Regions from separate parts of the Mus musculus genome. Here all the other regions are linked to region 3. Evidence: chromatin loops called from intact Hi-C (ENCODE). Cell type or tissue: left cerebral cortex. All regions are shown on one strand.

Region 1 (8,000 bases), 52 kb after region 3:
TTTCCTGTGAGCCTGCGGGTGCTCGCGGACTACGACTCCCAGCATGCTCTGCGGCAGCCGCACTTAACCCTTCAGGGACAGGAGCTGCCCTGAGTCCCGCCCCCCACCTGCCCCTTCCTCGGACCCGGCAAGGTGAGTTTTGAGGGGCTGGGAGGGTCTTTTTCCTCTCTAGGGCTTAGGAGTGAGTGAAAGTGAGGGAAACGGGCGTTTTGTTTAGGAAGGATTCTTTATTTTCCAAAAATGGGACAATTTGCAGTAAAAAGATTCTGACGCCCTTTTGCAAATGGGAGACCCACTGCTACTCTGCGAACTCCAGGGCCTAAGTGGAATGACCAGTCTCTCAGAATGCCATGTAATTCTTCTTTATCCAAGAACAGAGTAGCCAGAACCTCCTAGCTCCCAAACATCATCTTTTCCCTTCATCAGCGCTTCCAGCAAGGTTTGTGACTCAAAGCTCAGCTAAGGTTTTTGATGTGATCCTGACCAATGGTGTGTCCGTGTGGATACCTATGAACTCCTTTGGAGGTCCTGTAACCTTTTGGGTTATTAGGGGGCTCTTTGTCTCCCAGGGCCCCCTCCATGTGTGTGTGTGTGTGTGTGTTCCCTCCATGCTCACTAGGCATTATAGCCTTTTGTTTGATTTGAATAACATTGTCTTGTTGAAAAATGTTCCTTCTTTGGAATTATGTGTGACAGATGTTAAGCCTTGCCTACACTGGAACCCCTAAACCAACATTAGGTATAGAAGTCAGTGGGTAATAACACGCTCGAGTTACTGTGCATAGTTTAAGGTTGGGGGTAGGTGGGGGCCCAGGGATTACAAGTTCTAAGGATACGGGAAAAGACAGAAGGGAGTGCAAAGGCCTCCTCTCACCTTTTACTGTTTCCAGAACAGATTTTAAAACTTCCCACCTGATACCAGCCCCCCACCCCTCTACCCCGACTCCACCCCAAGCCCTTGCTTTGCTTGGGCTTTCCCACGGTCTAAAACTAATGCAAGTTTTTGTTTGTTTTTCTACTTTAGTTTTCTTCTTTCTCCCCTTAGCTCCTATCTCAGAATCACTGGCAAACATCCTATCTTCACCCTGGAGGTTAACAATCCCTATTCTGACAGGTCTCGTGTTTCTTCTCTGTACCCTTAAAGAAAACATTCTATTCAGCTGTAGGAGAGTGGTATCAGAGGGAAGAAAACTTTGGGGGCAGGAGTCCTGAACCATAGGAGGCCAGGGGAGTGAGGGCAGACAGGCATAAGTCTCTTCCCCCTCACCCTTGCCAACTGGCTCCCTGTCCCTGCTGCTGCCCCCGCCCCTTGACATCCCAGACTCCCTGCCTATTTAAACAGAGATGGGTGCCCCCATCAGCACATTGTTCTTTGGCCACCTGACATCATGCCTCCCAAGAAGGATGCTCCCGTGAAGAAACCAGCAGGGCCCTCCATCTCTAAGCCTGCTGCCAAGTCTACACCAGGGACCCCTCTAGCCAAGGCCAAGGCTGAGCCGGCTGCCCCCCAGGCACCTGCAAAATCCCAGGAGCCCCCTGTTGATCTCTCCAAAGTGGTGGTGAGTCCTGGGGAAGTGTGAATCTGGAAGGGATAGTTCAGAGATGCGGTGCAGCCTTGGGTATCCGGGAATATGTGGAAAGGATAGGGAATGAATGAACGCTGGAATGAGGTTGGGGCTCCCAGGTCAGGCCAGTTTCCGAAGTGAAGGGAGAGGGGTGCTGTCTGCCTCTGGCTCTTCTGTTCAACTCAGAAGGCTACATCTCTGAACCCCAGGAGGGGAGACTGAAGAGGGCAGGCTTGTTAGACAATCACAGCTGGGGGCAGGGGTAAATTTAGCCTTTGTTCAGCCCCCAGTTATGTGAGGGATGCAGGACTCGGGGTAGCAGGAGGGAAGGGAACAGGTGGCATGGGATTAACCCTGTTCCCAAGAAACCCTCCCCCTGTAATTCCTCTTGGGATTCTCCCAAGGCCCAGAGCTGGGGACAGGACTGAAGTGGCCCGGCTCCCCGCCTTCATCCCTTTGGGTCCCTCCCCAGAAGTGGCTGCCAGTTGGTTGTGATAGAGAGGGACTGAATAAGCCCTGTCATCTCCTCACCTGCCCTTTTTGTCCCCTACAGATCGAGTTTAACAAGGACCAGCTGGAGGGTGAGGAGAAGCCCATTTCCTAAGCCCCATTGTCAAACCCCAAACTCCTGGTCAGATTCTCTGTTCTAACGACAGTCCTGACCTTGAAACCTCCCACACTTGTCCTGTTCTCCTCCCTCCCATGCCTGGCTCTAGCACATGAATTTCTGAAGCAAACCTCCCTCTCTCTGTTGGTGATGGGGATCCTTGGTCACACTGCCTTCTCCTTACATCTCAGAATTCAGAGAGGCCTTTGAGCTGTTTGACCGAGTAGGTGATGGCAAGATCCTGTACAGCCAGTGTGGGGACCTGATGAGGGCCCTGGGCCAGAACCCTACCAACGCCGAGGTGCTCAAGGTCCTGGGGAACCCCAAAAACGAGGGTGAGAGGAGCCTTGAGTTTTGTGGGGGTTTCTGTTTTCTTCTTGGTGTTGAACGTTGAATACAGGGTTCTGCCTGGGCCATTGAGCTACATTTCTAGCCAGCAACTTTCTCTTCTTCCTCTTTTTCTTCTCTCTCTCTCTCTCTTTCTTTCAAGATAGGATTTCAGTATCCCAGCCAAGAATGACCTTACATTCTGATTCTCCTATCTCCACCTCTTGCTACTGCCCACTAGAGTGGTGGGATTACTCCAGTTTATGTAGTGCTGGGTTGAATCCAGGGCCTCAGGCAAGCCAGGCAAGCCCTTATTACAGAGGTACTGTTTTTTTTTACTTTTTGAGACAGGTGCTCACCAAATTACTCAGGTTGGCCAGGGACCTACAGTTCTATCCCAGCAGCCCCAATCCCCAGTTTTCTTTTTCTTTTTAAATTTTAATTATTATTATTGTTGTTTAGATAGTGTTGTTACTACCACCACTACTACTACTATTACTACTACATAGGGTGTCTCTATATAGCCCTGCTTAGCCTGGAACTCATTGTATAGACCAGGTTGGCCTCAGACTCAAGAGGGACTTCCCCTGCCTCTGAATGCTGGGACTGAAGGTGTGTGGGCTTAGTGGTTCTCTCTTTCTGTTTTGAGTGTGTCCAGCCACTGGGCTACATCCCTGCCTTTCCTTTTTTTTTTTTTTTCCTTTCTGTTGAGACAGTCTTAAGTTGTTCTGGCTGGCTTTGAACTTGCCTGGTAGCTGTAGTTACAAAACTGCACCACCAGGCCTGGCAACAGTTTCAATTTTCAATGACAGAATATTGGTAAGGTGACAGAGGACGCTAGGATGGACCTCAGGACTCAAAAAACGTCAAACACAGGGAAGAGAAACATCCTGAATGCTGAAAGGGATGAAAGTCACAATAGTAGGGTTGGATGGCACTGGATCCCACACCTCAGTTGATCTCTCTCATCTCTATCTAATTGCACTGGATCCCACACCTCAGTTGATCTCTCTCATCTCTATCTAATTGCCAGAGCTGAAGTCCCGACGTGTAGACTTTGAGACGTTCCTGCCCATGCTGCAGGCAGTGGCCAAGAACCGGGACCAAGGCACATATGAGGACTACCTAGAGGGGCTTCGTGTGTTTGACAAAGAGGGCAACGGCAAGGTCATGGGTGCAGAGCTCAGACATGTTCTTACCACTCTCGGTGAGGCAGGGCCCAGAGCTGTGGGGTGGAGAAGTGGGGGGTCCTGGAAGAGCTAAGTAGAGCCTAGAATGGGTTTATGGTCCTGCAGTTATGGGCAGGAGACTCAAGAGGGCCAGCATTGTGGAGACAGATCACCTAGAGGCTAAAGTGTCCAGCTATGAGCCAAGGGCAGGGAATGCAATGTCCCCCTTTGCAAGCCACAATTGTGTTGATTCCATGCAAGTCTCAACCCCGGCAGCTTGTTTCGCTGTCAAGTCAAAGCTTTCACCTGCTCCAAGGCACCGTTGATATGAAAAAGGGCAAGGGTGGGAGGATGAACCACCCTGAGAATGTCTTGGGCTGGTGAGGCAGGGAAGGCGGGGGACTCTAACTGTTTTTGGGTTCAGGAGAGAAGATGACTGAGGAAGAGGTAGAGACTGTTCTGGCAGGCCACGAGGACAGCAACGGCTGCATCAACTATGAGGGTGAGGGGGCAGGATGGCCAGGGAGTAAGGAGACTTGAGGGGGGTGGGAGTACCCTCAGTTACCCGAAGGTCAGTTTCTCAAGTCCTCTCGTCTCCTTTCGTGCAGCCTTCCTGAAGCATATCCTAAGCCTCTGAGCTCCGCAGGTGGCCCTCCAGCCAGCCCCTGGTATCCGCTTGAGAGGCAAGGGTCCTCGATCCACCAGATAGAAGCGCAGGCAGTGCGTCTCCGCGCCCGTCCGTAGCGCAGCCGCCAGGGCTGGACTATTTCCTTCCCCACCCCCCACCCCCTCCCACCCCCACCCCACCCCAGCCCCGACTCCCACCCCACGTAGAACCTGCAGCGACGGAAACTTGCCCCACCTCCTGTGCGGCCAGAAGCGCGTTCCTGCCACTAGGGGGCACTTACAGTTTTGAAATAAAAACATGGTTCCTGCTTCGGTTTCCGACAGTTTTCTTTTGAGAAAGAGGAAGGACGGGAGCGGGTAGTCCTCTCTTCTGCAAAAGCCCAAATCCTCTGCTCTTGGTGCAGCTCGGAAGAAAGGTTTCCGAGAGTCCCAACCCAGGCCCCCCTGCTAGATTCCTGAGCCGAGGTAGGGCGCCCCCCCCCCACCTCATTAATAATGTAGTGATGTCATCTGCATGAGCCCAGACTAGCGTGCCTATTGGATGAAACGGCGGAGGGTGACGTCATGCGCCATGGGACGTACTAAGGCTGGGGTTGGGTAGGGCGTCGGAGCCATTACTGCCGGAAAAGGTCCAGCAGAGCTCAGCAGCCAAGATGGTGGGCCCTGGGAATCGGGAGATCAGGGGGATTTGGGGCAAGGAGAGGACCGCGGGTGGGAGTAGAGAAAGCAGTGGACGTGGGCACGCCCAGGTTTTGGAAGGTTGGCTGTGGGATTGGAATGTCTAGGGCTTTGCCCTGGGAAGCGAATCCTCGGCTTCAAACAGGAGTTTGTAAAGCCGGGATAGAAGCTTGCGGGGTTGGACCTCAGGTAACTGACCAATCCCTTCTTCTCCGAGCAGTGTGACTTCACCGAGGACCAGACCGCAGGTAGGCAGTCTCTGACCCGCAGCTCAGGTCATCCTTACCGAGAGGGACCCCCTTCCTTTAGCATCTATCTTCTGATCCCAACCTGTCACCTCCAGCGCTCCCAGGAGAGTGCCCCGTGGATTTCCTTCTGCTCTAGATCCTCCATTTTCTTTTCTCATTCTTTCTTCCTTCCCCTTCCACTCCAGATCTGAGCCCCAAGCGCTGGGTGAGTTTTAGGTGGTGTGGGTGTGTGAAACAATTTGACTAGTGCCTGTTATGTGTCGGGTCTATTACGCTTGTGGTTTGCTGCTTCTTTTTTTGCCTCTCCTCTGATAACTGTCCCCTCCTTAAGCTTGGATTCTGAGTACTGTAGAGGGCAGTGCCTTGATATTTTGTTAAGATGGGCACTGGAGAGTTTGCTAAGGATGTGGCTTCACCTCTTGGAAGGTCTCCCGGAGGGGAAGGGTGGGAGTGGGAGGCTAGAGTCCAGGCTCTTACTTCCTTATATGGGCAGGACCTAGCCTGGGCGGTGGCAGATTCCTGCGGAGTTGTATAGTAGTGGTGGAGAGCCTAGCCTGCCGCAGCTCAGGGGGTGTGTAAACAGATGGCTACCACCTTAAGGTAAGGGAAAGAAGGTTGCCTGTCTTTATGTGGGGCATTTGAGTTGATAGAAATAGATCCCTAGGAGTAGTCTTGTGTATAGAGGAGGACAAGATATCTGGTTTCTGCAGCATGACTTAAGTTGAATTGGCAGCAGAGCTGTGCAGCAAGCACGGGGCTAATCCCTGGTGCTGCCGTTCTTCTGAATCCTCAGAATTCAAGGAGGCTTTCCAGCTGTTTGACCGAACAGGTGATGGCAAGATCCTGTACAGCCAGTGTGGGGATGTGATGCGGGCCCTGGGCCAGAACCCTACCAACGCCGAGGTGCTCAAGGTCCTAGGGAACCCCAAGAGTGATGGTGAGCATTTCAAGAATGTAGTGGGTTCATGGTTGTTCAGCTAAAGTCATCCCTTTATCTGCATAGGTGCCAAACTTGAGCAAGTTTTGTCTCATCCAGTTCTGATTCCCTCTTCTGGCCGTCCTTGTGTTCCCTACCGTCATGTCCTGAGAACATGTGTGACTTCTCTTGTCTGACACCTCCACCTCCCACATGACAGAGATGAATGTGAAGGTGCTGGACTTTGAGCACTTCCTGCCCATGCTGCAGACCGTGGCCAAGAACAAGGACCAGGGAACCTACGAGGATTATGTTGAAGGCCTTCGTGTGTTTGACAAGGAAGGAAATGGCACCGTCATGGGTGCTGAAATCCGTCATGTCCTAGTCACACTGGGTAAGGGTCTGTGACCTTTCTGGAGCTGAGCTGCCACCTGATATATTTCACCCGTCAGTCACTCAGTTCTAAGAATGTTCCTTCCTCTGCAGGCGAGAAGATGACAGAGGAAGAAGTAGAGATGCTAGTGGCGGGGCATGAGGACAGCAATGGTTGCATCAACTATGAAGGTGAGGGGCAGACCATAAACTGGGGCCTGTGAGGAAATGGTCGTTCAGGAGATGTTAAAGAGGCATTGTATTCCTAGACTTGGTTCCAGAAGGGAGTCGGGAGTCAAAGGGGCAAGCAAGGCTCAGTCCAGCCTGGGAGGGAACTGTTGGGGAGACAGCAGTAAAGGGGGGGGTGATGGAGGACGGAGGGTGGGCTAGGAATGGGACGTAAACAGAATGTCTGTTCCACTGCCTGACCCCTTCACCCCATGTCTGTGTCTTGTCTTCACCATTAATGTCTCTTCCTTCCTGCAGCATTTGTGAGGCATATCCTGTCGGGGTGACGGGCCCATGGGGCGGGTACGGCTCCTCCCAGCCTCTCCTCTAGTTATCTCCCTAGTGTTTTTTTTTCCTTCCCAACCTGTGCTCTAGCCTCTGGCCATACCCTACTACCATCTGCCTTACTCCTGGCATGACTCTGCATGGAGCTGGCTTGGGAGGGGAGAAATTCCTCAATGAGGAATGCAGTTTGGGGGTGTGGTACCTCCTCTCCTAGAATGGTCTCTGAGATTTGACTTACAGGGGTCTTGGTGCTGGTGTCTGGGAACGCTCACCAGCTTGTAGGGAAGGCTGGTCTGATGGTGATTCTAGAGTTGGCGGGGGCAGGGTTGAGCTAACTGCCCCATTCTGCTGCTAAAACAAAAGTCCTTTTTCCATCCCTCTACTGGACAGCGTGGAGGTACCCTAACCCAAAGCTGACCTCTCCTCCTGCCAGTGGCTGACCATAACTGTAGGTGTAGCTGAGAACTTTTCTGCCTCTGCTATGTTCTTGCTATTTAGATTGGGGGTGGGGGCTAACAGCCAGTGGGAGGGGAACCAGGGACAGAGAGAACTGGCCACTCTGAGTGGCTCTTTTGAAAACTGACCCAAGGTTGGTTGCTATGGGCATGTTCCCTCCTGCCACCTTCATGGTCTCGTGGTCTCCTGGCCCATGGGTACCCCTCCCCAGCCCTCTCCTCGGCTGACTCCGCCTCTCTTCTCCACAGAGCTTGTCCGGATGGTGCTGAATGGCTGAGGACATTCTGTATCCCGAGTCTGTTCCTTGCCCAGTGTGATTTCTGTGTGGCTCCAGAGGCTCCCCTGTCACAGCACCTTGCCCATTTGGTTTCTTTTGGATGATGTTTGCCTTCACCAAATAAAATTTGCTCTCTTTGCCCTCTTTTGGTTCTTTCTTTCTTTCCTGAGCAGGTGGGAGGAAAATGTGAGGTGGTGATGATGTTGTCTATCCTGAAACAAAGCTCAAGCTGGGGGCCAGGGAAA
Region 2 (8,000 bases), 170 kb after region 3:
CTCAGCCTCCTGTCCTAAGCCCCAGACCCAGTGTATACTGCTCTGACCTCTGCCTCCTGTCCTGAGCCCCAGACCCAGTGTATACTGCTCTGACCTCCAACCCCCTGTCCTGAGCCCCCAGACCCAGTGTATACTGCTCTGACCTCTGCCTCCTGTCCTGAGCCCCAGACCCAGTGTATACTGCTCTGACCTCCAACCCCCTGTCCTGAGCCCCCAGACCCAGTGTATACTGCTCTGACCTCAGCCTCCTGTCCCGAGGCCCCAGACCCAGTGTATACTGCTCTGACCTCCAACTGCCTGTCCTGAGGCCCAGACCCAGTGTATACTGCTCTGACCTCAGCCTCCTGTCCCGAGGCCCCAGACCCAGTGTATACTGCTCTGACCTCCAACTGCCTGTCCTGAGCCCCAGACCCAGTGTATACTGCTCTGACCTCGGCCCCCATCCGAAGCAAGTGCTTCACCACTTCAATCTGGCCACTGGCTGCAGCTGTGTGGAGCAGCCCGTAGCCCTTTCGATCTTTACAGCTGAGGTCTGCTCCACGTGCCACCAGCAGTTTCAGGACCTCTAAATGCCCTATGAAGAAAAAAAGGAAGGAATGAGAAACGGAAGGAGGGAGGAAAGGAAAGGAAGGAAGAAGGAAAGGAAGGAAGGAGAAGCAAGCAGGTGGAGGGTAAACCCAAAGGCCCTAAGCTCCACCCCCAAAGGCCCCAGGCTCCCTCCCCAAAGGCTCTAGGCTCCTCCCCCAAAGGCTCCAGGCTCCACCCCCAAAGGGTGAAACTTGCCCTGGGGATCCTAACAATCAAATTCTCCCTTTTCCTACAGTGTCTCTCACCTAGAAAAGCTGCCCAGTGCAGCGGCTGCCGTTCCTTTTTATCGCAGACATTCAGGCTGGCTCCCTTATTCAGGAGCAGGTTCACTGTCTATATGAGGATATAAAAGACACGGAACAGGTTCATGCCCTCAACCTACCAAAGTACAGATGCCTCTGACCTCCTGAAAAGAGAGGTGCACTCAGAATCTTCCCCCTTTGTGTTTGCAACATTGAGGGTGACAGCTGATACCTCTGTTCTTTTGTTTGTTTGTTTGTTTTTTCGAGACAGGGTTTCTCTATGTAGCCCTGGCTGTCCTGGAACTCACTCTGTAGACCAGGCTGGCCTCGAACTCAGAAATCCGCCTGCCTCTGCCTCCCAAGCGCTGGGATTAAAGGCGTGCGCCACCACCGCCCGGCTATACCTCTGTTCTTGAGCAGAACAATCTGGAGAACCAGAACTGTGGTCAGACACCAACAAGATGCCACCGGATAAAAGAAATTCAAGGGTTTCTTCAGGTGTTTGCAGACTCTCAAAATCTTATGAGTCTATAACAGTGTCACTTGGGCAGGACAACTATCAGGATTAATTGGGCTACAAAGTAAGTTCAAGGCTATTTAAGGTAAAATGTATACAGGTGAACAGTCTATCGCTTGCCTACCATTGCCAACACTAGAACAAAAGAATTTCAATCTATGGGTTCAAAGTGTAGCTCAGTGACACAGCCTTTACCAAGCACCTGTAACACACTGCTTAAAATAAATATAAAATAAATCAATAAAAACTCAATATAAGCTGTGGATGCTAGCGTACCTTTAACCTGAGCACTCAGAAAGCAGAGGCAGGGGGATCTCAGTGAGTTCAAGTTCAAGGCTGTCTACATAGCAAGCTCCAGGCCAGACAAGCATGCATAGTGAGACTCTATCTCAAAAACAAACATCCCCCCCCCCCCAACAAAACCCTCTGGTTAACACAATCATTCCTCTGGGGCAGGGCCCCAGTATCTAAATAACTATCTGAGCCACTCCTGCCCATTGGGTCTGGAAGCACGTAAGTTATGGGTGAGAAGGAACAGAGAGAAGACTGTGTCTAGACTGCAATGCTCCTCACCTCAAGATGCCCACTGTGTACTGCATGGTGTAGAGCGCTGCGCCCGCTCCTGTCAGCCACATTGAGACTGCTCAACAGGGGTGCCAGAGCCTCTGCACACTTGGTGGCCCGGTTGGCAGCAGCCACATGCAGTGGTGTCTGCCACAGCTTGTCCCGGGCATTCACATCCGCTGAGTGTGCCAACAGCAGCCCCAGCACCTTCTGTGGTGGAGCAAGGGACAAGAGAAGACAGAGGGGAGCAGGAAGTGACATAAGAGGACAGAAGGAAGGGGCTGGTATGGTGACTAGTCATCCATCTTCCTAGCATGGTATCTCTTCCTTTCCTTTACACACCTAGCCTCTCCAGACCTGAGGTTGTTGGAGCTTAAACATCTTTGTTTTGCTGAGGAAAACAGGGATCTCTTCCCCATGCCACTTAGCATCTACCACCCTCCAACTTAGGTCCCCGAAAATCTCCACTCACACCCACCCTGGGCAAATCCACACACCCCAAGCCTAATTCCAGGAAAAACAAATGGCTCCCACTGTATTAATGGCAAAAACATCCTTTCCCTTAGCCCTTCCACAGACACCAAAATCATATAACCCCAATAAACAAGCATAACTGGATCCCCTTCGAAATTCAATGTTCCCGTTAAACATGTCCCACACCATTCCCACTGGCCTTAAGCTCTCTCCCCCTGGGAGCTGGAGCCAAGGAAGTGATGGGAGATCAAAGAGGCCTTCCCTTCCTCTTCAGGGTTGATAACACCATTGTACAGGACTCCATATGAGTTTGGGCCCTTAGGCAGTCAACTTAAATGTTGCTCGAGGGGCAAGGACACAGAATTGCTACTCCCCACCCCATCACAAGGAGAGAAATCTCAGTGCCCAGAGGGGGATCAGACTTAAGGTGGCCCCCAGGGAGGGATGAGTCACTCAGGCCTGGCAGCAGGGCCCCCGCAGTCTGCCAGCCCAGTGTTAAGCTCTCTCCCTGACGTCACATCAGCTGGCAGCACTCAGCCCCCCCCCCCCCAGCCAGTTCTAGGGGCAGGAAGGAGAAGCCAAACTCTGGTCTCCTCCCTGTGTGGGGCAGAAGAGTCTGTAGGGCAGAGAACTGAGTTTCTCTAGCCCTCAGCCCATCCTTTTTGAAAGGGAGAAATGAGGTAGGGTCTGTACCTCGTTTCGGGAGGCAGCGGCACGATGAAGAGGGGTCAGCCACAGTGTGTCCTTAGCGTTGACGTTAGCACCTGTGTGGACACAATTTGCTATTTTGTTGGGATTTGAGGAGGGGGAGGGAAGGAAACCAATAATCAGAGTGGGGAACCTGAACGGACAGAAAGCCATTCTTGTACCAAGCACCAGCAATCAATCCTCGGATCTAAAAAGACTTCTCCCCTCCCTAGATGCCGCACCTCCCAGCTCCCCACTTTCACCTGACATCAGTAGCAACTGGAGGATGGGGACATCGCCTACGTAGGCAGCAGCATGCAATGGGGTTCGCCTCTCTTGGTCCTGGAAAGGCAGAAAAGAGAAGCAGCTGTAGAGAGAAATTATCCTGAACGCCAGTTCTAGTATGAGAACTCCAAGCCCTTCCCTTCCTCTAGGTTCTTCTGCAGGGTCTTAAATCCCAATATCGGGCTTCAAAAGCCAGCATCCTGGGAGGGTGGAGTCAGGGCTACCGACCAAGAAACCTACTCCTTCCCGGAGGGGTGGGGGCGCTGCAGACCCCGATGGTTGAGAAGGGGACAGGGTTTTCTGGGCATCCCCAGAACCCATGATCGGTGCTCCATGCCTGACCAACCTTAAATGCGGAGCAGGCTCCCATTTCTGGGTAGAAAGAGCTGCAGTTTCATCAGAGCAGAGGAGAAACGGAGCCGCCCCACTTGTGGGGAGGGGTCCCGAACCCCTCCGGATTCCGGCTCGCCATCCTCCCTGCTCCCAACTCACCAGTACATTGATGTTCTCCTTCTGCGAGAGGAGGGAACGCACTTCCTCCACATCTCGGCTAAAGATGGCCTGGACCAGGGGCGGCTGCAGGGAGAACCAGCTTTCAGGGAGCGGGCCCGAGCCACGGCGTTACCAGGAGGTGGGGGAGCACACAGGTTGGAGGGGGGCGTCGCTGGAGGGGCTCCGCTACAGGGGTCCTGGCTGCAGCGGATTCCCGCCGTGCCCCCACCGGTCGCCAGGCCCCCAAGGACACCCGCTCCACGGAGTGGAGCACGGCGTGGGGCGCGGCGGGAGCCGCGGGAACCCCGGGCTCGGGCCCAGCCTAGGCCGCACATCCCCGGGCTCGCGTGGCGGCGGTGCCGGGGCCTGGGAAGAGGAAGTGGGGAAGGGTGGGAGGGCTGACCTGGTCCGTGATGCTGAGGATCCCCATGGCCCGGCCCAGGCTCCGTCCGCATCGAGCTCGCGGCAGCGGCGGCAGCGGCGGCGGCGGCTCCACCGGGGACACGGGGCGGCCCAGGCGGCGGCTGCGGCGGCGGCTGCGGGGAGAGGGCGGCCCCGCCTACCGGGGGGCGGGCGAGCGGGAGCCCGCAGCGCTCCCTGGCGGCGAGCCTTGGCCGGGCCTCGGGGTGCTCGCTGTCCGCGCAGGCTGCCCAGGCCTCGGCGCCCTCGCCCCGCGCCAGGACGGCCAGGGCGGCCCGGGCTCCCCCTACCCCGCGCGCGGGTTCCGCAGCTCCGCCAGCGGACCGCGCTGTGCCCTCCGTTGCAGTCGGGCGGCCCGAGGGGTCTCTCGCAGGCCCATGGCACGGAGTCGGGTCTCGCTCCCCCAGTGACTCCCGAGCCCAGGACCAAACAGCGGGCGAGAGCTCACCCAGCCCACAATGCTCCGGTAGAGCGGACGCCTCCGACCGTACTCACACCCCCAAGTACCCCAGAGATAGTGGAAACTCGGAGTGTGGCGACCCGAGACTTATAGATGGCCCCAGAACCAGTCTCCACTGGGTAGAAAGAAAATAGCAAGATTGCTAAGCTGCAGAAAAATCTCAAAAGACTCCTGCTTCAGGAAGCCTCCGTGAAGAGCTGGACACTTGGCAGCTGAAGAAAGGCCTCTAAGCCCAACAGCAACTCCATAATTACCCTGCCAGATTAGGGTAGTAACTGTTTCTCCCGGTAAAAAGGCAGTAGAGAGGAACTCCCCCTCACCCATTGGAGAGGTCAAAAGAGGCAGCCAATCAGGGACAGTTGGCCGAGGGAGAAAGAAAAGTGGAGACTGATAGATGGGTACAATTTATAAAAGATGCTTTAGAGCCAGGTGTGAATCATTTATAAGATTCCTGCGCTCTGGAACCTGAAGCAGGAGGATTGTGTATTCAAGAACTGTCCTGGCTACATCATGAGCCCCAGTTCCTTTGTGTTGCTACGATAACAATGACCAAACCAACTAAAAGAAGGAAAGGGTTTAGTCCATCTTTGAGAAAACTTAGGGCAGAAACTCAGACTTGAACTTGAACGAAGAACCCAGGGAGGAATGAACCCAGGCTCAAGCTTAACCAGATCTCTTATCTAATTTAGGGCCACCTGACTAGGGATGGTACTACCCACAGTGGACCGGGTCTGCCTATATCCATTAGCCAACAAGAAAGTGTTGGGCCTGGGCAGGTGGTTCAGCTAGTTAACGAGCATTGACCACTCTTCCAAAGGGCCCAAGTTTAATCCCCAGCAGCCACTTAGCAACTAATAGCGGATTGTAACTCCAACTGCAGAAATTTTTGGTGGGTAAAACATTCATACGTGAGATTTAAAAAAAAAAAAAGTAGTTTATAAGTTAAATTGAAAAGAAATCACTCTGTCTCAAATCTCACCGCCAAACAACAACAACAACAACAATAATAATATATAATAATAAGGGCTGGAGAGATGGCTCAGCAGGTAAGAGCACTGACACTGACTGCTCTTCCAAAGGTCCTGAGTTCAAATTCCAGCAACCACATGGTGGCTCACAACCATCTGTAGTGAGATCTGACGACCTCTTCTGGTGTGTCTGAAGACAGCTACAGTGTACTTAGAAAAAAAAGAAAAAAAAATATATATAATAATAAATTTGGGAGAGAGGTTGGAAAAATAGCTCAGCAGTTAAAAGTGCTTGTTGTGCTGGGCGTGGTGGCACACGCCTTTAATCCCAACACTTGGGAGGCAGAGGCAGGCGGATTTCTGAGTTCGAGGCCAGCCTGGTCTACAAAGTGAGTTCTAGGACAGCCAGAGCTATACAGAGAAACCCTGTCTCGAAAACCAAAAAACAAAAAACAAAAGACAAAACAACAACAACAACAACAACAACAAAAGTGCTTGCTGTTTATACAGAGGGCCAGAGGTTGGTTCCCTGCTAGGAATACAGACAACTATCTGTAACCCCTGGGTTTTGGAAATCCAATGCCTTTTGGCCTCTCCAGGCACTACGCACACTTGGTGTACTTACACACATGCACGGAAATATTCAAACGCAAGAAATAAAAATAAATGTTTTTAAAATTATTTTTAATTAAAAATAAAAGAGGCTAGGGTTCTAGATCCCAGCATGCGTGAAAGTTCAGGCTCCACCTTTCACACCACGCAGGACCAACCGGTTGTGGAGATATACACCTGTCATCCCAGCCATTCAGGAGGCTGAGGCACGGGAGCTCAAGTTTAAGTTCTGACTGAGCTGTAGACTGAGTTCAGGGTCAGTCTGGGCAACTTAGTGAGGTCCTGTCTCAAAAAGTCAAATGAGAGCTAAGGGAAGCCGGGCGTGGTGGCGCACGCCTTTAATCCCAGCACTTGGGAGGCAGAGGCAGGCAGATTTCTGAGTTCGAGGCCAGCCTGATCTACAAAGTGAGTTCCAGGACAGCCAGGGCTATACAGAGAAACCCTGTCTCAAAAAAAGCCAAAAAAAAAAAAAAAAAAAAAAAAAAAAAAGCCAAAAAAAAAAAAAAAAAAAGAGAGAGAGAGAGAGCTAAGGGGGCTGGAAGGAGAGCTTATGCAGAAAGAGCACTCAAGGCTCCGCAGTGGGTGGCTAACAACCGCCTGTAATTCCAAGGGAACTGATGCCCTCTTCTGGCCATCTCAGGCACCTACACTCAGGTGCCGCACCTCCCTCCAACTCCCCCCAAATACGCACATATACATAAATAAAAATAAAACAGAGCCCGGTTGGTGGAGCAGACCTTTAAACCCAGGGCTCAAGAAGCAGAAGCAGGAGGATCTCTGTGAATTCGAGGACACTGTGGTTTACAAAGTAAATTCTGGGACAGCCAGGGTTACACAGAGAAACCCTGGCTGGAAAAACCAAACAAACAAACAAACAAAAAATTAATAAAAATAAAACAGAAAAGAGGGCTGAGGACAAGGATATAGCTAAGTGTTAAAATGATGTGGCTGACCTAAATTTACTACCTAAAGCCCTTGTAGCAGAACAGCAGAACCTACTTCTGCCCGCAGCCCCTTAATCTCTACACGAATGCTATGGCACACAGAAGTGCATTCGAATGCCGATGTGTACCCACAATAAGTAACTAAATAAATAAATGTAAACTTTTTTTTTTTTTAATGAAAGAGTGTTTGCCTAGCATGGTTTTCTTTTCTTTTCTTTTCTTTTTTCTTTTTTTCAAGACAGGGTTTCTCTGTGTATCCCTGGCTGTCCTGGAACTCACTCTGTAGACCAAGCTGGCCTCGAACTCAGAAATCCACCTGCCTTTGCCTCCCGAGTGCTGGGATTAAAGGCGTGCGCCAACACCTAGCATGTTTGAAACCTTAGGGTTGATCCATAGAATTACAAATTGAAACAAATAAAAGTGCCTCACACAGAAGGGTTGGTTTTTATTGTTACTGTTTGTTGGTTAGTTGGGTTTCTGAGACTAGGAAATCAGCGTCAGGAACTGGCACTTTATATCTGAGGACGAAGACAAGGAAGAGGAGGAGGGGGAGGGGGAGGAGGAGGAGGAAGAAGAAGAGGAGGAGAGAAGAGATAGGAACTGAACGTAGCTGAGGGTCACATGGATGCTTGCTTGGCCATTGGGTGTGATGGCCTAAACTAGGATATGGCCCAAGAAGAGGAAGATAGCACACACCCTCTAGTGCTCAAAATAGCTCTTAGTAACCTGAGGATTCAGAGTCAGGGG
Region 3 (8,000 bases):
CCGGGGCTGAGCCGACAGACCCAGGTTCTGATCTTTGGTACTACGGGAGCTGCTCTTCAGCCCCTCTCCTGCTCCTGGACCTATGGATTCTCCATCTAGTGTTTCTTCTTATTCCTCCTCCTCCCTCTCCCCATCATTTTCTATGTCCCCTGTGAACAGTGACTTTAGCTTCCCTTCTGATAACGAGAGGGAGGGCAAGGGCACCCGTGAGCTCAGGCCAGACACTGTGGGTCAGAGAGGAGGTTCCAGGCCCAGTCCAGGCCCTGTCCGCTGCAGACATCGACCCAGGGTTTCTAGTAACCAACATACAGCACCGCATCTGGAACAGCAAGGATCTGAAGTCAAGAGATCAAGAGACGGTGAACTGGAGATGAGTCTGAACACCCAAGGATGTACTACAGAGGGAGATCTGCTCTTTGCTCAAAAGTGTAAAGAACTCCAAGGGTTCATAGGGCCCCTCACAGACCTACTGAATGGACTCAAGATGGGTCGCTTTGACAGAGGATTAAGTAGCTTCCAACAGAGTGTGGCCATGGACCGGATCCAGCGCATAGTGGGTGTTTTACAGAAGCCTCAGATGGGAGAACGTTATCTAGGAACCTTGCTGCAGGTGGAAGGGATGTTAAAGACTTGGTTTCCTCACATAGCTGCCCAGAAATCATCCTCAGGAAGTAGCAGGCACCAGATAAGCAAGCACTTTTCCAGTCACCACAGTGACCCGGGGGCTGCTTTTCCTGCACCTCTCCTAGAGAAGATGGGCCAAACACAGCTGGGACATTTAGTTTTGAAACCAAAGCATCCTTGGCATCTCACAGGATGGCCAGCTATGAACCTCACTTGGATTCATAGCACTCCAATTTGTAACCCTCCCCTCAGTTCCCAAGGCTCCATCTGGCCACAGCCCCATAGGCACTGGAGCCAGCATTGGTGTCATCCTTGTCCTCCAGAAAGGAGGACAGCCCTTCACCCATTCTGCCCCGGGCACTCCGGTCCCACCAACTCTACTGTCTCCTGTCGTCTCTGGTGATCTGAAGAAATTGCCTGGCGAGGAGCCTCGTTGCCACAGTTTGCCAGTAACACTGCCATCAGACTGGAGTTGCATCCTTTGTCCGCCTGTCTTGCCTACCACAGACAGATGACTAAAGGACACCCAGAGCCACAGATGATTAGCTATCCCCCAGTTGCTCTGGATCCTCAGCCCTAACCCAGGCTCTGCTACTTTTCCCTGATTCCCAATTTGTATAAATGTATGTTTTATGTGTGTGTGTGTGTGTTTTTTTTTTTTTTTTTTTTTTTTTTACTTTAATGTATTTGTGGTGAGGAAATAGAAATCCTTTCTGATTAAAGACATTTTTTTTTTTTTACTTAAAAAAAAAAAAAGATCCATCTGCCTCCCAGGAGTTGGTAATAAAGGCGTGCGTCATCAAGCCAGGGCAAAACTAGTAATTTTTACTACAAGCCACACCTATTAATAGTAGTAAATGGAAGTGTTTACCAAGAAACTACAACTCCCATGAAGCAACGAGGGAGAAGACGGAGTGGTTTTTTTTTTTTTTTCCCCGCCTATTTTTTCTCAGTCCCATACTGGAAACAGGTGCTGGTGTTGAAATAATACAATATCCTTAAAATAGACGGAAAGGTGGGGCTTGATAACACGCACTCTAGTAAGGCAGCCGGAAGTCGCTGTCTCGAGCAGCCCCGCCCTAAGGGACGACACACGGGCCGGCTCGGAAGTGACGACACCGAGCACGCCATTAAATAGCAGTAGGCCTCCCTCTCCGCCCTCTCGGTCTTAGCGCCATCTTCCTTGGTTAGTCGCGGGGTTTTCTGGCGTTCGGGTTTCCAGTGCAATCCGTTAACATCCGACCTCCACATTCACTATCATCACAGCGGGCTAACGGCATTTTTCCCTCTTTCTCTCTAGAGACTCCTGCGCCATGAGAGCGAAGGTGAGCGGCTCTTAGGTGGTGAATCGGGCACCTAGTCCCCGCCATGGTTCCTCTGCGGGCTTCCAGACGGTTTGCCTCGGGTGTTCGCAGTCAGGGAGAGGCTTAAAATTCTTGCTGAAGAAAAGATGGGGTGGGAAAATGAGGGATTCGGCTCTAAAACTGAACCGGTGTCCTTTGTCAAGCCCTGTGTTCTGAGCAGTTTCATGGCCTTGCACAAGCCTGTCTCTAACATTCTTTTTTGTCTCCTCACATGATCGGGTTTTTTTAGTGGCGGAAGAAGAGAATGCGCAGGTACGTTTAATTTTTCAAGACTACCTTGGGGCAGTGGGGGCAAGCTCGGTGTGGGATATTTGGTTGGAAGAAAATATCTGGCGGGAAGGAAGCAGGAGTCGCCGCCCAGTACAGCAGAGCTGGTGCTTGTTAATCTCATCGTCTCTTGTACTCGTGCACTAAGTGTACGTATTGATAGATGTGCAAAGGAAAAAAAAAAAACTCAGGTTTGTGTGCCTTCCATTCCAGGCTGAAGCGCAAGAGAAGAAAGATGAGGCAGAGGTCCAAGTAAGCCAGCCCGTGCACCTACGACGCCTGCAGGAGCAGAAGTGAGGGATGCTGAGGGCCGGGACAAGCTATCGGACTGTGTGCTGCCATCGGTAATGAGTCTCAGTAGACCTGGAACGTCACCTCGCCGCGATCGCCTGGAGAAATGACCGCCTTTCTTACAACCAAAACAGTCCCTCTGCCCTGGACCCCCGGCACTCTGGACTAGCTCTGTTCTCTTGTGGCCAAGTGTAGCTCGTGTACAATAAACCCTCTTGCAGTCAGCTGAAGAATCAAACTGCTGTTACGTGTTTTTTTGCGGTTCCTTGGGGTGGGGACTCGAGTGTGTTTCTGTATAGGCGACATAGTTTGGGTGTTTGATCTGGCTGGAGCCGGTTGAGTGTGCGCCCGAGGTTAAGTTACAGAGTTGGTGCGTTCACAGCGCCACTCCTACGTTTTGGGGGTACCACTGCGTAGAACCTGACGCTGAGCGGAGTTCCGGGTCCGGCGGAGTCCTGTTACCATGGTGATGCGCAAGGCTTGTTGGGAGCTTCCTGCGCCTACTAGCACGCAAGTTGGACCATAGAGTGTGTTTCCGGGTCTGGTAGCTAGAGCGTCTCTTTCTTCCGCAGGAAGCGGAAGAACCGTAGGGTGGGCGGCTCTTTGTCGAAGCTAGAGGACCGGCAGGCGGCAGCAGCAACTACGGCGGCGGCGGCAGGTGAGGGAGGCGGGAGACTTAGGTGGAGGCCGCGCCCGGAGGGGAGGAGTCGGGGATGGCCCAGCGACTGGGTTCTGCCCGGCCACACGAGCCTCCCCCAAACCCCCCGGAACCGACCTGGCTCTTCCTCGTTACCCAGGACAGAGCCCCTTTTCTCACTGACCTCGCTTCCCAAGCAAACGCCAGCCCCGTGACGTCACAGCCCTGCCCATCCCTCCGCCTGATGTCACCCCGAGCCCCCCTCCCCTTTCACTTCCTCAGTGTCCCAGTCACCTGGTCCACCGCTGAGTGCTGGCACCGCATCGCGGAGCCGGCCAAGCCAGAAGACTTCCAGGGAAACTCGTAGGACTTTTCGTGAACTCTAGGGTGTTGGGGGATGGTCGTAATCACCGCCCCCGAGTCTAGTCTCGCCTTCCCACTGACACTAGTCAGTTGTTGCCCTTGTCCAGCTTTCAGGTTTGGCTGGCGTTCCGAACTCCAACCCTAGATCGGATTCTGAACCCCATATCCTTCTCATCTTGAGGTAAAGCTCCGCTAACCTTCCTCACCAGGAACTGTTTTGTTTTTTAGTTCAGCTTCCCAATTTTTATTGGTCGGTTCTAGCCCTTATCCTTCTTAATAGGGACTTCTCCTTGTGATAGGTGACGTTCACTTTGACCTCTTAAGGGAGCCTAAAAGCCACAAAGCTCTTAGCTTTTTGTCAGAATTCATTCCAGTGTATGAAAACCACATCATATCCCTTTCACGTTTTTCCCTTGTTCTACTCAAATCTCCGTTTTTTGTTTTTTTGTTTCTTGTTCAGAACCCAGCAGTGATGTGGAGGTGGAGACTCACGGGAGCCCCGGACTTCACCTGAGCTACCTCAGGTATTAATTCTGGGATATTGGGGTGAGGAAGGCTATCATATCCAGTTATCTGCTTCTAGTGGGACTTGAAACATTGGTCAGGCTTTGAAGGCATTTAGTCTTCACCTGATCGTCATTTATGATCTTTTAAGGGCTTGTTTCTTACCAGTTGTTTCTTATATTCTGGGGCTCCTTTTCCCATCTTGTGTATTCCTGTGCATCTCTGACTTCTAATCTGGTTAGTTATTCTAGCAAAGTCAAGGAAGTCAAGGAAACGGGAAATCAAGAAAGGTATCTTTATTCCCAAACGGAAACTAGGAACTTCTCTTATTTGAACAGTAGGGGGAGCCTGAGTCCTACTCAGGGAACATTTAAAAGATTAGACACGTGGTAGCAGGGACTCCCAGTCTTAGACTCCCAGGGTTAGAGAGAAGGGAGGGCTAGAATTAGGGCAGTGGACTGACATTCCAGAGCTCTCTTGAGAAACAGGAGACTTAAAAAGCTTTTATAGAGTCTATAAATAAAGAGGATTTTTATGGGGTAAGGAGTGCTATGGTTTGATATCAGTGGGATTTTCATGGAGTGGGGTGGGGAATGGGGAAAGAAAGGTCACCGTTCCTATGAAAGTAACTCCTTTCCACCTTGTCCTTCGAACAGTTCGTCCTGGGGATCTAAAAGTAGAAAGTTCAGCTCAGAACGTCTTTCCATGAAATGAGGGTGTTTGTGTGTGGAACACACTGGGAGATGGACAGGTTTCAGGGTTACCCTGTAGCTAGTGACACCAGTTTTGTTTTGTTTTGTTTTGTTTAACCAGGGATTTCTAAAATACATGGAGACTTGAGCTGAGTTTACGTAGAAGAGGGATTAAGGGAAGTTCTGTTTCTGGTGTTCCTTCTTCCATGAGTTCTCAAAGCTAAGCAGCCCGTGTTAGAGCACTCTTTCCAGTGTCAGTCTGTTCACACACCAACACCTGTTTTAGTTTCTCCCTCACAACTTAAATGAGAGAAGGTAAAAATCTAACACTCTCCCCTTCCCTCCCCCTCCTTGGCTGAGCATCATTAGTAAGATGAAGTGGCTTCATCCCAGCTCTCTCCCTCCTGTGTTAGCCAGGCAAGTGTGAATCACTCCAAACAAGACCAGGTGCATAAGGGCCTGGGCGGGACTTCTGGCAAGTCAGCCGGGCTAGCTAGAATTCTCCTTGGATTCTCCATCTCCCAAAGCCATTGCCCCAGAAGCCTGCCCACTGTATGGTCAGGAGAGAGGGAGCTTTCCGGAGGACCCCTTTCTGACACAGTTCTCTTTTTTAACAGTCGCCAAGAGTGGCAAGAAAAGGAAGAAGACCCTGACTTGGGGGGGACCAGGATGCCTGACCGGGACAGCTATGCCAACGGCACTGGCAGCAGCGGTGGAGGCCCTGGAGGTGGTGGCAGTGAGGAGGCCAGTGGGGCAGGGACAGGCAGCGGGGGAGCCACCTCAGATGCCATCTGTAGAGACTTCCTGAGGAACGTCTGCAAACGAGGCAAGCGATGTCGATACCGCCACCCAGACATGAGTGAGGTATCCAATTTGGGGGTAAGCAAAAATGAATTTATCTTCTGCCATGACTTCCAAAACAAGGAGTGTAGCCGCCCCAACTGTCGTTTCATCCACGGCTCCAAGGAGGATGAGGATGGCTATAAGAAGACAGGAGAGCTGCCTCCCCGGCTGAGGCAGAAAGTGGCCGCTGGGCTGGGTCTCTCACCCGCCGACCTACCCAATGGTAAGGAGGAGGTCCCCATCTGCCGCGACTTCCTCAAAGGTGACTGTCAGAGAGGAGCCAAGTGCAAGTTTCGTCACCTGCAAAGGGATTTTGAGTTTGATGCTCGCGGTGGAGGAGGCACTGGAGGTGGAGGCTCCACAGGCTCTGCTCCCCCAGGACGCCGTCATGATCTCTATGACATCTACGACCTTCCGGAAAGGGGCTTTGAGGACCACGAACCAGGCCCTAAGCGCCGGAGAGGTGGCTGCTGCCCTCCTGACGGCCCCCATTTCGAGTCCTACGAATGTAACTTGGCTCCGCTCCGTGGGGTTGAGTGCAGACTGCTGGAGGAGGAGAACGCCCTGCTCAGGAAACGCGTGGAGGAGCTGAAGAAGCAGGTCAGCAACCTGCTGGCCACCAATGAGGTACTTCTGGAGCAGAATGCCCAGTTCCGGAATCAGGCCAAGGTGATGACTCTGAGCTCCACTGCCCCCGCGACTGAGCAGACCCTGGCCCCCACTGTGGGCACAGTGGCCACTTTTAACCATGGCATCGCCCAGACTCATACCACTCTGAGCAGCCAGGCTCTACAGCCTCGGCCTGTGTCCCAGCAAGAACTTGTTGCTCCCACAGGGGCACCGGCTGCTCCCCCGACTAATGCTGCACCTCCTGCCGCTCCGCCGCCCCCACCTCCACACCTGAACCCCGAGATCACGCCGCTGTCAGCCGCTCTGGCTCAGACCATCGCCCAGGGGATGGCACCCCCACCTGTTTCCATGGCCCCTGTAGCTGTGTCTGTGGCTCCTGTGGCTCCTGTGGCTGTGTCCATGGCCCAGCCCTTAGCAGGAATCACAATGAGCCACACCACTACTCCTATGGTGACTTACCCCATTGCTTCCCAGAGCATGCGCATCACAGCCATGCCACACTGACAGGACTAATGGATACTCTACTCCCTGTTACAGCATCCGAGGGCTGGGGTCACGGGGCCCTTCCCCACTTGCATAGCCCTCCCAGGCTCTGTCCGAAGGGCCACTCAGAAACTAGGACAAGAGACTACAAGGAATATACTTGGTAGGAGCATCTCCTGAGGCAGGGTTGTGCTGGTGTGTTCTCCCCACTCTTGAGAGGGGTCTCTCCTTCAGGCCTCAACTCAAACAGGCTTGCACAGGAGTGGAGACTTGAGCCGGCAGAGAGAAAGGACTGAGGGACTGTCTTTTCTCATAGGAAGTTGGGGGTGTCCCTGGTCTTGTTTTCATTGTGAACAGCACAGATTCCAGCACTGGTGTGGGAGAGAGAAATTCCCCACCCAGACAGAGAGCCAGGAAAGATGGAGAAAGTGAAAGTCAGTGGTCAGGAGCAAAGACCTCATATGAGCCTTCAGATGGTTCGGGGCCCAAAAACACTCCTGGGCCCCTGGGAAGGCTGGGACCATAGTACTCAAACCCAGAGTAGGGGAACATTCACTTACCTCGCTTGGCCTGGAAATCTGTAGGGCAGTGCCCACTACTTTCCAAAGAAATAAAAGAACGTTATTTTTTAACAAAAGTGAAAATTTCTTTGATGGCTGTTGGGGAAGATTGGAGCAGAAAGTAGATCTCATGCCAACAAAAGGGTAAAGCCCTACCCCAGGTAGCCTGGGTAAGTTGGGACGCAGGGTAAAGATGTCAAATGGCCAGATGGGGCTTTGGTTTGGGGAAGGCACTTTCTGGGATAAAAGAAATGGAGCCACCTAGTCTAGTTTAAAAATAGCCCTGTCTGTTTCTAGTCTCTGTCTTCATGTGCTATTCCCAGGTTGCCTTGGTAACCAGGGCTCTTAGGGTCATTCAGGGGGGCAGGTACTAAGGAGGGTGTGTATGTACTGAGAAACGGGGATATGGGATGTTGTGTAGTTAACAGATGCCCTTATTCAAACAGCAGGACAGGTGGTGTTGCCTCTCCAAGCTGTTGATGGCAGTTTATGTCTTTCTGCTCCAACACATCTTGAGGGCCAGTGCTTTCAGCTTTCCAGGCTTCAGAAGTGCTAGGCAAAGATAGATGTGGTGGCCTTGCTCTAATCCTAGCACTTGGAAGGGAATGGGACCTGGGGATCAAGAGATAGAGGTCAGCGTCAGCCACATAGTGAACTCCAGGCCAACCTGAGGCCTTACCTTAAAAAGTAATAGTAAAAATAACATGGGAAGGGTATTAATCCTTTCTCTGCCTCTATACAT

Evidence for each region. Peaks named below come from ENCODE experiments on the same cell type or tissue, not always from the same donor. Only the 100,000 strongest peaks of a DNase experiment are listed, where the experiment ranks them.
Region 1: a loop joins it to region 3, with 4 times the contacts of the local background. A loop is called at or near these places in 14 of 42 quality-filtered maps.
Region 2: it touches region 3 in a loop (2.2-fold over the local background); 5 of 42 quality-filtered maps call a loop at or near these places.

The regions. Positions count from the first base shown.
Region 1 is chr10:128,490,760-128,498,759 of GRCm38, reverse strand. Myl6 (myosin, light polypeptide 6, alkali, smooth muscle and non-muscle) reads left to right here and starts at 4,874. Exons shown (of 7, transcript NM_001317218.1): 1 at 4,874-4,951; 2 at 5,194-5,221; 3 at 6,015-6,158; 4 at 6,358-6,531; 5 at 6,624-6,701; 6 at 6,996-7,040; 7 at 7,727-7,901. The coding sequence starts at 4,949. The coding sequence ends at 7,024. It overlaps Myl6b (myosin, light polypeptide 6B), which reads left to right and starts at 75. Exons shown (of 7, transcript NM_172259.1): 1 at 75-132; 2 at 1,343-1,559; 3 at 2,119-2,146; 4 at 2,364-2,507; 5 at 3,533-3,706; 6 at 4,093-4,170; 7 at 4,277-4,603. The coding sequence starts at 1,389. The coding sequence ends at 4,305. In left cerebral cortex, CTCF peaks have their summits at 3,292 and 4,596 (motif pointing right); DNase peaks (open chromatin) are centred at 5,672, 6,255, 7,010, 7,673 and 4 more places; H3K4me3 peaks cover 5,099 bases; H3K27ac peaks cover 4,500 bases.
Region 2 is chr10:128,373,502-128,381,501 of GRCm38, reverse strand. Ankrd52 (ankyrin repeat domain 52) reads right to left here and starts at 4,378. Exons shown (of 28, transcript NM_172790.2): 1 at 4,253-4,378; 2 at 3,850-3,933; 3 at 3,336-3,414; 4 at 3,079-3,149; 5 at 1,921-2,121; 6 at 834-921; 7 at 432-574. The coding sequence starts at 4,279. In left cerebral cortex, CTCF peaks have their summits at 4,465 and 6,943 (motif pointing left); DNase peaks (open chromatin) are centred at 2,843, 3,401, 3,757, 4,503 and 1 more place; H3K4me3 peaks cover 2,699 bases; H3K27ac peaks cover 2,388 bases.
Region 3 is chr10:128,542,898-128,550,897 of GRCm38, reverse strand. It overlaps Zc3h10 (zinc finger CCCH type containing 10), which reads left to right and starts at 3,152. Exons shown (of 3, transcript NM_134003.2): 1 at 3,152-3,204; 2 at 4,007-4,070; 3 at 5,360-7,338. The coding sequence starts at 5,412. The coding sequence ends at 6,719. Rpl41 (ribosomal protein L41) reads left to right here and starts at 1,730. Exons shown (of 4, transcript NM_018860.4): 1 at 1,730-1,810; 2 at 1,925-1,949; 3 at 2,218-2,240; 4 at 2,469-2,788. The coding sequence starts at 1,938. The coding sequence ends at 2,511. It also overlaps the pseudogene Gm9176. In left cerebral cortex, CTCF peaks have their summits at 3,136 and 4,391 (motif pointing right); DNase peaks (open chromatin) are centred at 3,074, 4,390, 5,114, 7,621 and 3 more places; H3K4me3 peaks cover 3,049 bases; H3K27ac peaks cover 2,846 bases.